Regions from separate parts of the Homo sapiens genome. Here region 2 is linked to region 1. Evidence: chromatin loops called from intact Hi-C (ENCODE). Cell type or tissue: endothelial cell of umbilical vein. All regions are shown on one strand. Links, peaks and the distances in the headings refer to the core of each region. The heading gives the core; the rest is flanking DNA.

Evidence for each region. Peaks named below come from ENCODE experiments on the same cell type or tissue, not always from the same donor. Only the 100,000 strongest peaks of a DNase experiment are listed, where the experiment ranks them.
Region 2: it touches region 1 in a loop (20-fold over the local background); 101 of 110 quality-filtered maps call a loop at or near these places.

What each region holds. Positions count from the first base shown.
Region 1 is chr4:22,685,678-22,694,015 of GRCh38, reverse strand. It overlaps the pseudogene GBA3. Among named protein-coding and RNA genes, the nearest start is that of ADGRA3, 170 kb to the right of the region's middle. In endothelial cell of umbilical vein, for the core only: no CTCF peak of the experiment used is centred there; a DNase peak (open chromatin) is centred at 3,135.
Region 2 is chr4:22,406,194-22,414,531 of GRCh38, reverse strand. It overlaps ADGRA3 (adhesion G protein-coupled receptor A3), which reads left to right. Exons shown (of 19, transcript NM_145290.4): 13 at 718-931; 14 at 1,142-1,350. Among named protein-coding and RNA genes, the nearest start is that of MIR12115, 100 kb to the left of the region's middle. In endothelial cell of umbilical vein, for the core only: a CTCF peak has its summit at 3,694 (motif pointing left); no DNase peak of the experiment used is centred there.

The DNA of each region.
Region 1 (8,338 bases), core at 1,051-6,050:
TTGCATATCTGCCCTACTCCAGTATGATCTCATCTTAACTTGGCTAATTACATCCTCCAGTGGCCAATTCTGGCTTCTAGAACCGTAAGAGGATAAATTTATGTTGTTTAAGCCCCACAGTTTATGATATTTTATTATGGCAATCCTAGGAAGCTACCACAATAACTCACTTTGCTTTGTTTAATCCAGGGTTTCATATACTTATTTGACCAAATAAATATTTTCTCCATGGTAGCTATTAACAATCTCTAACTCCCTTTGTGGAGGGGAAGGGGGGACATACGTGTTTTAGAAAAGTAAAGCTCATCTTCCTATTTCACAGATGAAGAAACTGAGACTCAAGGAGGACAAAGAATTCACACACTTGTGTGTGGTAGGATGAGGATCAGAACTTGGGCTCCACAGGCACTCTGGGTGCTCTTTACCATTTGCTTCTATTTACTTCTCAGCTGCCCCAGGAAATATGGTGGCATACAAGATTAGGCTTGGCTTGGCGCTCACTAAGAATAGAACAGGGAACTTTTCCCAATTAATGAAGGGCTCTTTGAAAAAATCGACCCAATATTCTTCCAGCCAATAGAAAAAAATGATTCTCCTTTGTAGAGGAGTTGGGGCAAATGGATTCTAAAAATCAATTATAAAAGCAGCTGGTCCAATGTAAACTGATGTCTCAGCTGAGTTTGGACTGACTGAAAATCCAGCCACAGCTTGGTTTTCACCTCTTCATCCCTCCACCCTTCCTTGTGCCTAAAGAGACAAGAGAATGTGAGCCCCCACCCCTGACATGTTTGAAAAGGGAAACAAATTCATTGATAACATTGTGGTCTGTTCAATTCTTTGCTTTTCTTTTTGCCTCCTTACCCCACCATCTTCCTCAGGTACACAGGACACACCAGAAATAAAGCACTCCCACCCCAGTGAAGGGGAGAGAGTGTCCCCTACCTTCTACTTGATAAGCTGCAGTGGCTGCCGCCCATCCAAATCCTGCAGGGAAAGCCATGGTTTAAGAAGCTGTCTACTGGGATCTTCAGCTGCCAGAAGCAGAGCACCCTTTGGCCAGAGGAGCCAGGCAATTGTGCAAACAGAAAATGAGCTCTCACCCTAGAATGAAGCCTCAGAATACAAATATTTATGCAAACAACAAGGAAGCAGGGGCAAAGGACACTTGACTGCCACAGCCTTGATAAGAATCCAAGATACTTTGTACAAGGCCATCATTTATACTTTCTTCCCCCAGCACTCCCTGATTCTTAACAGAGTTGATAACCCTGGGTGCTAAGTCCCTGATTTGGCAGGGCACCCATTTACCTGATGTTTTGCCTTTTAAAGTAACATGAACATTGTTTTAAAAAGTCATTATCATCCTACTAGAATTTTCCCTTAGTTCATTCATCCCAATTCCTGATCCGTACTCTGTAGAGGTAACCACTTTTAACCATTTCTTCTGATATTTAATCCCATATTGTGTAAATAATAGGGTGTTGCTGCTTATTTTTTTCAATTTTAGATAATTATTGACTTCTGGGTATAGGGCAGAGGATCTAGCACTCTCTCTCTCTGTTCCTCCTCCCTCCTTCTCTTCCACCTTCTCCCATCTGGCCAACATGATAAAATTACCTTTTCATTTAAATGAATTCAATATTTATATTTCTATGAGTCTGTATGGCTCAAAGCTGAGCCATATAGTATACATACCATGCTTCCATGCAACTTTTAATTTTCTCTAGGGTTAATCCACTGCCTGATCTTTATGTTTATTTCATCTTCTTTACACCTATTACTAATTCATCCCCAAACACTCTGACAGAAGAATACATCTCTGAGTTGTTCAAACAACTCTGTCTTCCTGCTCCATTCTGCACTGTTTATTTTTTAGGACACCACAGAGCTTTGACCCACGATCTCCTTCACATCATTCAGAGAGGCTCCTTCACCTCTCCCCTGGTCTTTCTGTTTCTTTTCCCGCTTTAGAGAAGCACATCCTCAAATAACTGTCTGATAAAGGGGGCATGGGACATAAATATTTCAAAACTCTGTAGTTGCTCTGGAATTGTCTTTAGTCTAACATTGCTCTTAATATGCAGTTTTGTACAGGATTTTATGATGAAAATAATTTTCACTCAGAATTTTGAAGGCATTGGTTCCTGATTTTCTAGCTTCTGGTGTGGCTACTGACAAGTTTGATGAGAATACAAGTCCTGTTCTTTTATATGTAAACTTTTTTATTTCCCCAGCCCACCCTCTCTGACCCCCAAGTTTCTGTTTCTGAAATTTCAGTCATGTTCATTGGTGTGGAACTTCTGTCCATTGTGCCAGGAACCCAGTGGGTATGGGTTTCCACAGAAATGTACATGTTAACAGTAGGGGAAACTGGATGAGGGGCCATGGGAACTCCCTGTACTATCTTTGAAGCTTCTGTGTAAATCTAAAATTGATCCAAAATAAAAAGTTTATTTAAAAAAAAATGACTATGGATTGGGAGGCCAAGGCGGGCGGATCACTTGAGGCCAGGCGTTCGAGACCAGCCTGGCCAATGTGGTGAAACCCTGTATCTACTAAAAATACAAAAATTAGCCGGGCATGGTGGCAGGCGCCTGTAATCCCAGCTACTCGGGAGGCTGAGGCAGGAGAATCGCTTGAACCCAGGAGGCAGAGGTTTCAGTGAGCTGAGATTGCACCATTGCATTCCACCCTGGGCAACAGAATGAGACTCCATCTCAAAAAAAAAAAAAAAAAAAAAAAAAGACTATGGAAAGAGAGGAGGTATGTATAACCGAAGTGAGGAAAGTTACTTACTCGGTTTCTCTACATTGCCATTAAATCATTCTACATTGTGTAATGACAGGAACATAAAGTTTGAAACAAGGTATAAGTAGGTTGAAATCCTACCTTCTCCAGTTATCCTAACTCTAAGAAGAGATTATATACAGAAAGAAATTGGAAAAGACACTGAAGATATTTAAAGGTACATGTTTGGTGAAATAACCTAACAAATGCATGGCAAACTATTAAATTTGGCTTATGTTGTCATTCAGTTCTGAAGCAATTGTAAATTGAGAGAAAAAATAAATATCGAAATGTTTTCACGATAGAACGCTAGATGGCAGTATTGCAATTTTTTTAGGTTTGCAAGTTGCAGTATAAAGTGGTATTAAAATTCAGTTATTTCACTAATGGCTGTCTACACCAGTCGCCCCTGGCTAATTACTACTGCTCTTCTAAAGATACTTCTCCAGAAGAAACAATCTATCTTCTCAGTGCTTCACATACTCTGAAGTTATTAGTCCACAAGTGGCAGAATTAATTTCTCTCAACATTGATTGGGTTGTTGTTCTAATCCAACATTCTCAAGCTTTTTGGTGTCAGGATCTCTTTACACTCTTAAAAATAATTGTGGTTCCTAAAGAACTTTTTTTCTTTCATGTGGGTTATATTTTATATTAAATATATTTGCTGTATTAGAAATTAAAACTGAGATTTTAAAAAAACATTTATCGTTGACTTCAAACAGCAATGAAGAGCATGTTAACAGAAGTTACTTATTTTATGAAAAATAACCATATAACCCCAAACAAACAAACAAAAATATTTAGTGAGAAGAGTGTCACTGTTTAAGATTTTTACAAATCTCTTTGCATGCCTGGTTTAATAGAAGACAGCTAATGTTCCTATCTGCGTCTTATTCAATTTGTTGTCTCTAGAAAACTCCACTGTACACTCACAGAAGAATACAGACAAGAGTGGAAAAGGCAAATCATATCGTAGCATCATTATAAAAAGTTTTGACCTGGTGTACACCCAAGTGGGTCTTGAGGACCTCTAGGAGTCCACAGAACACATTTTCGTAACTGTAGCCCTCCTTGAACTCACTTTCCACCCCTCCCCTAAGACCTTCCATTGCAACCCAGCACCCCTCTGTATCTTTCTCACGTTTCTGAGAACTCATTTCACTCATCTGCCCTGCACTAGGGCCCAAATGGCTCTAAGGCATGAATTTGCAGCCATCATCTCAGGTAAGAAAGAATTATTGTATTTTAGATTTTTCTGTATACAAAAAGTAGTCTGACTTCATGGTCCCATCCAGGAAGATTGGCTGGTAATTTAATTTGTCATTACTGTATTTGGGCCCCCTCTGCTTCATTTTAGGGCCATACAAGAAAATTTGGGTCTTATGAAAACCAAAATTCTTTGTAATACCTGTGTTTCTATTCCCCTACCTCCCAGTGTTGGTCTGTACCAGTTAATGCCAAGATGCCCACTCTCCAGGTCTACTATGGTCTCTTCAAGTCCACTGATTCTAGGGACTCAAGCCTTCTCCAGGGGTGAAGCTCTGAGGTTCTATGTTCAACTGCCGCTCATCACAGCCACAGTAGTTCCTCTGACGTCCTGCCACCTTCTGAAGGTACTGCCTCAGAACAGCACAACAAACCTTTTTATTCACGAGTGTCACCAACCTCTGTCTACTCCCCAAGCAAACATAAGTTACTTGCATTATAGTTTTGTCTACAGGTGTGCTCTTTCTAGAAGTCCTGGGACTGCTAAGTATATTAATCAGTCCTCACACTGCTGTAAAGAACTACCTGAGACTAGGTAATTTATGAAGGAAAGGCGTTAGATTGACTCACAGTTCCACAGGCTATACAGGAAGCAGGGCTGGGAGGCCTCAGTCATGGCAGAAGGATGAAGGGGAAGTAAGCATGTCTTCATGTGACAGGAGGAGAGTGCAAGTGAAGGGGGACTACACACTTTTTTTTTTCCTTGAGACGGAGTCTCGCTCTGTCACCCAGGCTGGAGTGCAGTGGCGCAATGCCGGCTCACTGCAACCTCCGCCTCCCAGGTTCAAGTGATTCTCCTGCCTCAACCGTCTGAGTAGCTGGGATTACAGGCATGCATCACCACACCCAACTAATTTTTGTATTTTTAGTAGAGACGGGGTTTCACCATGTTGGTCGGGCTGGTCTGGAACTCTTGAACTCATGATCCGCCCGCCTCAGCCTCTCAAAATGCTGGGATTACAGGCGTGAGACTACACACTTTTAAACAACCAGATCTCATGAGAACTCACTCACTATCATGAGAACAGCAAGGCAGAAATCCACCCCCATGATTTAATCAACTTCCACCAGGCCCCTCCTCCAACACTGAAGATCATAATTCAACATGAGATTTGGGTAGGAACACAGAGCCAAACCATATCATGAAGAAACTGTAAATTCAGGGACCTCTAGGTAAAAAGGAAAAAAAAAATCTTGCACAAAACTTTATTTGTTAACTGTAAAACAAGCTGTTCTTTAGTAAGAATTCAGCCCTATTAGTCATGATCTTGACCCTCCCAACTTGAATTGCTGAGATTCAAAAACTCTGGCATTCAAAATGCTCCTGCATACCTGTGTAGGAGAAAAAGATTCTAAATGAACGTTAGTCTATCTGTAGCAAAGATGCCTGTGTGTTCTAGCCGCCCTTGTTTCCCCTTCCATCTTGCCACACTTTTTGACTACATTTTTCAGCAACTTTGCAAATGGTTGTGACCACATTACTATGTGTCCTGGCCAGTGGAATGTAGGCAGAAGTAATGTGTACCACTGCCAGGCTGGGACACTACAATCTGCCTGCATAATCATTCATGTTTCAGCCATGTATCATCATTCTTCTTTCATCCACTGGCTGGATATACAGGCTCCACTGGAAGACTCTAAGACCCTAGGAATTCTCAGACGGAAGGAGCCTGGTTCTCTGTATCACAGCATGGAGCAGAGCCACATAACAGCCTGTGAACAATCCACTTTAAACTACAGTGTAAATAAGAAATAAACTTTTATTTTTCTAAACTACTGAGAGTGGAGAGTTGCTGATAAATACACTCTCTGAAAACAAACTGCTTCCTTGAGCTTTTTTTTTTTTTTTTTAACATAGTTAAATGACTTCAAAGTGTTTTCTTCCAGAGGAGAGCCTCTTCAGTGATACTATGTCATTGGAGAAGAAAGGAAGTGGAAGGGAACGTGAAGAAGGGGCAGGTGCAAAGGGTACATCTACTTGCAGTGGTTGGTGCAATGGATTATTCATCATGATTTCCTGCATTTACCAAGAAAGGTCTAGCCAAATTTTGACCTCAGAAGGCAAATTTTACAAAATTGCTTCTCAAAAAGGCCGCCGACTCCTGCAAGTAATCTGCTATTTTTAAGATTTCAATAATTCTAATTACTACTGTACATTTACTTCCTATAAGGTCTCCCAGGCTACCTAAACATCAATTGTATTGCTTTAATATTGACTGGAATTACATAAACTCATTGTGGTAATACCAGCTTCTCAGGCATGAAAATGCAAAAATGAATTAGTTACCATATTGCTCTCAGTTTCTTAGTAGACAGAATCTGTCAAAACATGAGGTGTAGAAAGTAATTCAGTAATAAAGGGCGTCTTTGGTTGTGGAAATTCTGACAGCCGTGTTGTGTGTGTGTACGTGTGCAGGAGCCAGGGGTAGGAACATTTACTAACATGAGCCACCCAGGACTTGGACGACCTACCTTTTGGTAACAGAATTTGATTTTCCATTGGGTATCTGCCTTTTACCCTATGCAGCCTAAATGTTTCTGGAAAATCTGACCCTGGGCCCCACGTAATAACTTGTCAGCTCCAGGGATTCATTTAAGGCCATATTCATATTTCATCTCATTGGTTACAGGGATTAAATTAGTGATGGGCTTGAAACCCAATTCCAACAATAAAAAATGAGAGAAGGTCTGTTAAGATTTCTAAGAAAAAAGCTTCCTCACTTTTCCAAAGAAGCTATCCAGAAAGACATACTCTTCCTGCTACACCTCAATACGGAAGTTTTTAGCAGCCATTTCACAAACATAGAGGATCAACCTTGGCATATAGAGGAAAGAGGGAATGAAATAACCTTTGTGAAATTATGGATTCCTTTTATGGTTTAGGTGTCTTTGAGTTTGTTTCCTGTTACTTGCAACCAAAAATTTCAAATACAGTAAACATGTGAGTGTGCATATATGTGTAAATATGTGTGACACATTGATATGTGCATGTGTTACATCTAGCCATGCATGTGGTATTATGCAGATGTAGATGTGTGTAGATGTGAAAGCAGATGTGTGCATACATGCATGTATGTGTGTATACATGCATGTATGTGTGTATGGTTCACACGTGTCTGTGTATCATAAATCCCTGCACATAAAGGAACTTCAAAACCTTTACTGGATATTTTTTCTAGTTGTCTTGAATGCTGGCCCATATCACCAGCCTGGAAATGAAGATAAATGTGAGATAATTAATGGCAGGCTCAAGTGGGATTCGATTGCATTATTTGCATTTAGTTATTGAAGGCTATGCACCTCATAAGATTTAGCATGAAAGAAATCTAAAACAACAGCAGTACATCACTCAACCTTTCAAAAAGCCATACTGCTGTATAATTAAGGATTTGCTATTGAGTAATTTTCAAAACAAACAAAAATGCTCTGCCCTTCAAGGTGTTGACAGGCTGACACTAACAATGGCAAACAAGTAATCATAAAACCCACTCAATACCACACAAAGCTCAACTGTTGAGCCTAGTGCTTTAAGAATAAACGGCAGTCAGTAGAGGCAGGGCCCTTGGAATCCCTTTTGGGTGCCTTCCAACAAACACCCATAGCTGTGGAATCGAGTTCCAGCAGCAGCATCTTTCAGGACGTTATTCACAGTGCAGCTGCTAGAAACTCTATTTCATTGATCTGATTCGGATTCCTCAGATATGTTGTTTCCACAAACTTGGACTTAGCCAGTTAGGTCATCTTCCCAATAAAAAAACTCTCCCTTGAAACAAGCTAACTCCGTTGTATTCCTACAGAGTATCTGGAGAAGTGTTCAAATGAACTGAGATTATGGTGAGACAAGTAAGGTTCCTCGGGGGCAAAATTTAGGGAACTGCACGCTCTCACTGCAGCTCCAGCATTGAATACCAGAAAGAGAATACTCAAGTTCAAAGGCCTTGTTGTAGACATGAACTGGTGTTATTTCTGAACTATTTGTGGCAACGTACAGGTGTGCCACATGCCTCGGGACTAGGCTGTAGCAATCCACCTAAATCCCATGAGGATTTGCACACTGGAGAGGATCTTTGATTATTAATCTTGCTTCAGGGATTGGATTTGGAACTTCAAAAGCACTTTCCTCCCACAGAAAATCAAGCAATGCATTGGAAGCCCATGATCTGGAAAGGAAGCATAAAAGAATGAAATCGAGCCAAATAAAGTATAAAAACAGAGTGAAACAGAACAATTTTGGTGATAGTAAAATTATTTTAGATCAACTAGACTGGAAAGCCAGCACAGCT
Region 2 (8,338 bases), core at 1,167-6,166, 280 kb after region 1:
AACTATGGAATGTTTTTAGATGGTTAATTGTTCACTTCTTTGGTATATATATATTTTTTACTGAATGCTGAATAATTTGTTATTTAAAAATCCTCAATAAAGAAATCTGAAAAAATTCAGTGATCAGTCAGCATTTTCAGTTGTTCCTATGTGTTATTATTTTTTTTTTCTAAATGTGTTTCCTAGTCTCAAGGAAATTTCTGCTAAGTGTACTGAATCTAAACCTCTATTATGTTTGTATAATTTCATTCTTTTGTTGTGTGGAGGTTTGAATTCATCATAAATCACCTTAAAGTTCCATAAGCCCAAATTAATTATACTCATATTTATGATATGCTACATTTGTGCTTCTTTATCATATTTTATCATTGTAAAATTGATACAGCCTGATCATTGAGATCCTTGATCTGTTTAATGCTATCTACTTCAACATATAATATCATGGGAAAATTAACTTTGTTAATTTGAAACACTTTTCTTGTTTACTTATTTAACTCTTTAAAGTTTGCATTTCTGTTTTATACTTCTTTTAATCTATGTTATGTGGTGTTGACATTTCGCTTGACTGATGATTTTTTTAACTGTTAAATTTTGTATATCCAATTTAAAAAATGAAGTCAACCTAATTATACCACTTTTGTAACTATCTGACATATTTTTTTCTGGTTTCTATGTACTAATGTAGTGAGCTTTTTTTATGTATATATATTTTTTCAGAATACTATTGTGGAGGCTTCTATTCAGCTTCCTCCTTCCCTTTTCTCACCAAAGCAAAAAAGAGAACTCAGACCAACTGATGACTCTCTTTACAAGCTTCAACTCATTGCATTCCGCAATGGAAAGCTTTTTCCAGCCACTGGAAATTCAACAAATTTGGCTGATGATGGAAAACGACGTACTGTGGTTACCCCTGTGATTCTCACCAAAATAGGTTTGTATGTGGCATATGTTATCCTGTAGTCAGTGGACAATAAGGCCTTGTAGTTGACTGTTCCTAAAAATGCTTATTTTAGTGTTTTCTCGTTTTAATGAGTCACTAGTGAAGAAAGATCTTGCAGAGTACCCATTACTGTAGAAGTTGACATTTATAATTGGTTATGAAGTTTGTTTCAGAAATATTTTTATTTCCCATTTTCTCCAGATGGTGTGAATGTAGATACCCACCACATCCCTGTTAATGTGACACTGCGTCGAATTGCACATGGAGCAGATGCTGTTGCAGCCCGGTGGGATTTCGATTTGCTGAACGGACAAGGAGGCTGGAAGTCAGATGGGTGCCATATACTCTATTCAGATGAAAATATCACTACGATTCAGTGCTACTCCCTTAGTAACTATGCAGTTTTAATGGTATGGCAGTTGTTAACTTTATGCATAAACACTATTCTACATTTTTGCTATGCATAATTAAGCTCAAATGAAGTGTTTTTTTGTTTTTTGTTTTTTTTTTTTTTTTACTTTTAACATAATTTGCTCCCTTTGATTATATGAGATGATATGTGTTCTAATTTTGATTTTAAAGGGAAATTAAGTTACTACCAAGTGAAATGTATGGGATTGAGTTTGGTATATAGGAATTTTAAATCAACTTTATAAGTCAATCAGTTCAGTTAGTCTTTGACCTTAAAACTTGGAGAGACTGTTGATGCAGATTCCCTCTGCCCAGAAAGAGTGATTTCATTTGCCGAAGGATACACAGTGAGTAGTGAAAGAACATTTTCCTACTTTGCAATCTAGCGCTGTTTCCCACTACATGTCGTAATTGTTAGACTCTATTTAAATTTAGAATTAATCATGATAATTTCATTTTTGTCATTGCAAGTGACAGTATTGACACAAAGAATGTCTTTTCAGTTTTAATGCCAGTCTAGTGTTGTTTTCTGTTATTTGCCGTTGTTAACACTAATTACAGGTTGAGTCTTATCTCTTATCTGAGATGCTTGGGACTAAAAATGTTTTGGATTTTGGATTTTTTCAGATTTTGGAATATTTGCATTATCACTTACCAGTTCATCATTCCTAATCCAAAAATCTGAAATCCTCCAAGGAGCATTTTCTTTGAAAAGTTTTAGATTTTGGAGCATTTTGGATTTAGGATTCTTGGGTTAGGGATACTCAACCTGTAATTTTTGGGGGGTAAAATAACAGTTATTAATGTACAGGAGCAAGTGTTTTTATTAATGAGGTCTTTAAGTGAATCTGACGTCTGAGCAGATAATTATGAAATAAACCATGCTAGTTCTTATTTTATATTGTAATTATTATAAATACTGACATCAAGGAGTATATTTAGAGTACGGTGGAAGGAATTACTGACGAGTGTGAAAGACATTTCCCAGAAATGGTTTGAGGTTACTCTGGGTGTGAGGAACTTCTATGTTATTTCTGATTCCAGCTGTAAATCTGTTTTCTAGAAAATGTTTTATCAAAGTGCTAAATACCTTGAAACATGATATATTTTACATTTCATGAATTTTTCTTTTCTTAAAAAAATAGCATTTAGCACTAGAAATGATCTTGAAGTAAACCTGAATTATAAATAATTTTCTTTGACTCTTGTATGTTTTTTTTTGTTGTTGTTGTTGTTTCAATTCAACTTATACCTTACCTGGTACACAGGTCAAGCAAGCAGAAAGGTGAATAGATTATTTATCAGAGTAAAGGGATTATCTTTTCATTGACATAATTGAGCATTTTATACAAGTGCAAGCAACATATTTAAACATGTATGTTTATAGACTCGGCTATATTTGTATATTTGTATATATAAAGGACCTTTATTCAATTGGGATTAACTTTAGTGTTGACAGTTTATGATTCTGATTCTCTTTGTAAATGGAAGATGTCTTGATTTCTGTAAGCATGAGTCTGGTTTCTATAAGTTCACATTTTATTATTGTGTAGTCAACTTATATTTATTTTTTGTTTTTTTGAGACAGAGTCTCACTCAGGTTGCCCAGGCTGGAGTGCAGTGGTGCAATCTCGCCTCACTGCAGCCTCTACCTCCCAGGCTCAGGTGATTCTCTTACCTCATCCTCCTGAGTAGCTGGGATTACAGGCAGGCACCACCAAACCCGGCTAATTTTTGTATTTTTAGTAGAGACTGGGTTTTGCCATGTTTCCCAGGCTGGTCTTGATCTCCTGGACTCAAGTGATCTGCCTGCCTCAAGCTCGGAAAGTGCTGGGATTATAGGCATGAGCCACTGCCACCTTTTAAATTAAAGCATGAAGCGTTAAAGTATGTGGCATTTTCTCTTCCATTTTGAAAGTGTTTTCTCATTCAGTTTTGAATATAAAATAAACTGTGATGTACTGATGAGAAATAATATTCAACATTGTCAGAAATTTATAAGTTAACAAGAAAAAATTGAGCAAAATAAATGAAACACAAAACATACACAAAAATGCATTTTATAAGCCTTCGCTGTGATATTGCACCATGTGAAACTTTTATTTTTATTTAGTCTAATACCAGTTTAAAGCATCTATTTGTGAACTTCCTAGCTGTTCTTCAAAACTATTAAATTAGTATAATCCTTTTCTGGAAGGAATAAGCTATTCTTTTATCTTTCAGACTTTTAATCTCTTAAAAAAATGTAATACACAATTCTTTAAAGTTAAAATACTGTAGTACTAAGATTTTTTTTCTATTTATTTTCAAAGACTTTTTCCTTTTCTTAAATGTAATTGTGCCATCTAGAGGCAGCAAAGAGAAATGTATTTGAAATTGTTGACAAAATTAAAGTTACTGCATGGGAGTTAGTTGCTAATTAAACATAAAGAAAAAGTTAATGAAATTATACCCACTTTTAGGTAAAGTTATGTTTAGGATTGAAAAAATTGTTTTTAAAAAATTAGAAAGCAAATTAGAAAGCAGTGTCTTTTTTCCTTATATTAAGCTTTTAAAAATTGATAAAATCCTATGTCTCTTGAATACCATCTTAATATATCCTTTTATATAGTAAGTCTAAATTCCTATCTTGGGATATAGTCCATAAAACTTTCCTTTATCTGATTTTAAGAGTTTTGAATTTTTAAAAAATGCGACATAAAGAATATACTTGTTCATAAATCTGAGTATACATCCTGCTATACCAGTTATTTACTAAGGTCTCATTGGGAGCCAGAAAAAAAAATTAAGCAGAAATTAGGTTTGCTTGAATGATATGATCTGGAATAGCCAGGTGGGGCAGGAAGATTCACAGGAGCTGGTGTCTGTAGGAAAAAACAAAGAAAGAAAACTGAATAGAAAGTAGGGTTATGATTAGGTTCAAACTATGTAGTGCTTAATACTTTAATCACTAGTGGTGAAGATAAGCTAATTTATATACATTGATTCCTCTTTTGTTGTGTTCACCTAAAAATATGAAACTAGAGAGCATTCATTAATTTTCTTTTTCTAGTGATTCTTTTACATTTGTTTATATAAAACATGCTGAATACCATCTTAATATGTCATTTTATAGATTAAAATGGTATTCAAAGCAACTTTGATATCATTTACTCTATAATTGAACATAAATGCTAGTGATGTTTTTGTTTAAATAATTTTAAAATAAGTACTATACTCACATGGATGTAATGTTTTATTTATTTCTACACATTAACATACAGTGAAAGCTGGAAGTCCTACCTATCTCTCGTATCACACTGATAAGTAACTACTGTTTGTTTCTCGCGTATTGTTGAGGAGACCCTCGTGTTTATGGAAACAAAAATGAGTATATGTTCCTATTTTTTTGCATTTTTGCACAAAGGTTGCATACTACACACACTGTTCTAAACCGTGCTTTTTTCTGTAGAGCAACATTTCTTAACTATGATGGTGATAATGTATCTTAAAGAAGAGGATGGTGATGGTGGTAGTGGTGGCCAATCTTTATTAAGCACTTATGTGTCAGCCACTCCTCTGATGTCTTTATATACATTCAGTTACTCAGCTCTTATAACAGCCTCATGAGAAATAGTACTGTCATCACCCCCACTGTACAGATGTGGAAACTGAGGCAGAGAGAGGTTAAATGCCATGCTCACAAAGCTAGTGCTGGTATTGGGATTTGAATTCACAGTCTCATTTTGGGATCTGTGTTAATAATCCCTCTGCTAAGTCTCCTTTCTGAAATCCTCTCAATATACGAGTTTCCTCATTCTTTCTTATCTCTGAATATTATGTTTCTACCATAATTTATTTAGATATTTCTCTATTGTGTTTGTTTCTAGTGGTTTGTACAGTGTCATTTTGCACATTTAATTGAGCATCTGTGAGACAAATTCTCCAAAGTGGAATTGATAATCAAAGGGACCAACTGGTTTAAATTGAGGTATTGAGCAAAGTGCACAAATATTGGTTATATTTTTACAAAAGAATGTATAAGAACAAGATTTGTAGTAGAGTGCTGGACAGTGCTCCTGTGTTTCTCTCTAGTCAGTTCCTGCCACCATCTCCAGGAACCACCCTTTTGATGTCTCTCACTATAGATAGGTTTGGCCTGTTTTTAGACTTTAGTTGTGTAGTATGTACACTTGTGTCAGGTTCTTTCCTGTCATTACATGGTTGGAATTTATCTTCATTTTTGCATTTAGCAGCAGTTTATTCTTTTCCATTGCAGTGTAGCAGTCCATTGTATCAATATGCCAAAGTTTGTTCATTTTATCATTGATAGCCATTTCTGTTTCTAGGTTTTGGGTGTCAAGAAAAAGCTGCTGTGAGTACTCATGTATATGTTTTATGATGGACATGTACACTCAGGAGTGAAATTGCTAGATTGTAGGCTTTCCATGTGTTTAGCTTTAAGTAGCTAAAGCCATGCAGTTGACCAAAGTGGTTATGTTGGTTTACAGTCTCAACAGTAATGAGAGTTCCAGGTGCTCTACATTTTGACCATGCTTGGAATTGTCAATCTTCAGTTTTAGTCTTCTGGTGGTAGTGTTGTGATGTATCATTCTAGTTTTAATTTGCATTTCTCTGGTGACTATTGATGTTGAGCACTTCTTTAGCTTTTTATTGGCAGTTTGGATATCCCCTTTTCCTGACGTTCCTGCTCAAGTCTTGCCTATTTTTAATTTTGTTGTCTTTCATTTTCTTAATTATTTATAGGACTTCTTAATATGGGTACTGAATATGAGCTCCCTGTTGGATTTATGTGTTGCATACATCTTCTCCCAGTTCATGCCTTTTTTTTTCCTCAATATTGTCTTTTTATGAACAGAGTTTCTTAAATTTTCTGAAGTACAATTTCTTGGTTGTTGTTGTTGTTTTAGTTAATGCTGTTTAAGAAATTTTTCTACCCCAAGATTATGAAGATCTTCTTTTTTGTTCTCTTCAGAAGCTTTAATATGTTTTACCTTTTATATTTAGTTCTGTAATTTGACTGGAATTGATTTTTTGTTGATGATGTGAGGTAGGGAGAATAAAATCTTTAAATTTGTATTCTTTGTTCCTTAGTGGGGAAAAAGCAACATAGAAGTAAGTCATAGTCGTCTTTTAACATTTTTGTTTTTTTACATTTCTGATTTCAATCTATTTTAAAATTTTAATGGTAAACTCTTATTATAATTCTTTATTCCCTTACACACAGGATGCCCTGATATATTTTCTTTGGATTCCTTTCCATTGTTCAGATCCTGGTACTTAGACAATTGCTTATTTTAATTATTCTTATTGATACAGTGATAATTATGGAAAATGTCCACTGATTTTATATTCAGTAATTCTGAGGCCTGAAGTAACACTTGTAAATATATGAATCTCTGACAAGTAAACAGTTCTAAAAACTTTTTCCATTGATTTGAATCCTTAGTAATGATCATCTTTGTGATTTTTTAACACACATTTGATGTTTAATTTCTCTGTATTAGTTCAGCTAACTTCTGTGGAGAACTTTATTTTTCATTTCTTGGCTTAGTTATTAAAGTTTGTACTGAGTAGAAGAGGAACTAAGATTACTATTTAGTGATGGACTGTGGTCATGTGGTTGCTGGAGGGCAGAGTCATTTTCTATTTTATTTATTACTGTGTTGCAAATGTGAGCAACAGTTTTACTTTTTCTACTCAAAGGTGTCTCATACCACCATTTTTATATAGTGTGTTTAGTAATGTTTTTGTTATCATAAAGCCTATATTTATTTACTACCATAATTGAAAATAATTTGATTCAGGTTTCTGCTTTCTCTCTCTCATTGTAGAGCTTTAACTTGTTTACTATCCTGGTATTCTAAAATTCTCAATTGCCGTAAATATTTTTATATTCTTTTTCTTTTTGAGGCGGAGTCTTGCTCTGTCGCCCAGGCTGGAGGGCAGTGGCTTGATCTCGGCTCACTGCAAGCTCCGCCTTCCAGGTTCACGCCATTCTTCTGCCTCAGCCTCCTGCGTAGCTGGGACTACAGGCACCCACCACCACGCCTGGCTAATTTTTTGTATTTTTAGTAGAGACGGGGTTTCACTGTGTTAGCTAGGATGGTCTCGATCTCCTGACCTTGTGATCCACCCGCCTCGGCCTCCCAAAGTGCTGGGATTACAGGCGTTAGCCACTGCGCCCGGCCTTATATTCTTTTGTATTGCCCAATCTAGCCAGATTTTTTTAAAGGTGGGAAAGCTAATAATGGCTTTTAATATTTTTTTTTTAAGGTGGGAAAGCTAATAATGGCTTTTAATTTTTTTAGTGGTTCTGTTTTACATGGTTAATACTACCTGCATAACAGCTTTAATTTGCCTCTTGGCCCCCAAAGTCTACAATGTTTACTATCTGGCCCTTTATACTATGCTTTTCCCTAGGTTCATTTTTCGGCAGGAGACCTCTTTGCGTGTGGGCAGGTCAAAAATGCTCTTGTGGGATTAATAACAGAATAATAAGGAACTGAAACAACTCAACATAAAAAATTTTTGATTTAAGAAATGGGCAAACGATCGGACTAGATACTCTGAAAAGAAGACATACAAATGACCAACAGGTGTATGAAAAAATCTCACAATCACTAGTCATCAGGAAAATACAAATCAAAACCACAATAAGATACCTTACCCCAGTTAAGTGGTTTGTATCAAAAAGACAAAAAATAACAGAATGTGGAGAAGAGAACTCTTATACATTGTTGGTGGGAATGTAAATTAGTACAATAATTATAGAAAGTAGTTTGTAAGTTTCTTGAAAAACTAAAAATAGAGCTACCGTATGATCCAGCAATTTCACTGCTGAGTATATATTCAGAAGAAAGGAAATCAGTATATTGAAGAGATACCTGCGCTCACATTTACTGCAGCACTATTCACGATAGCCAAGATAAACAATCAACGTTAAGTGTCCATCAGTCCATCAACAGACAAATGGGTAAAGAAAAT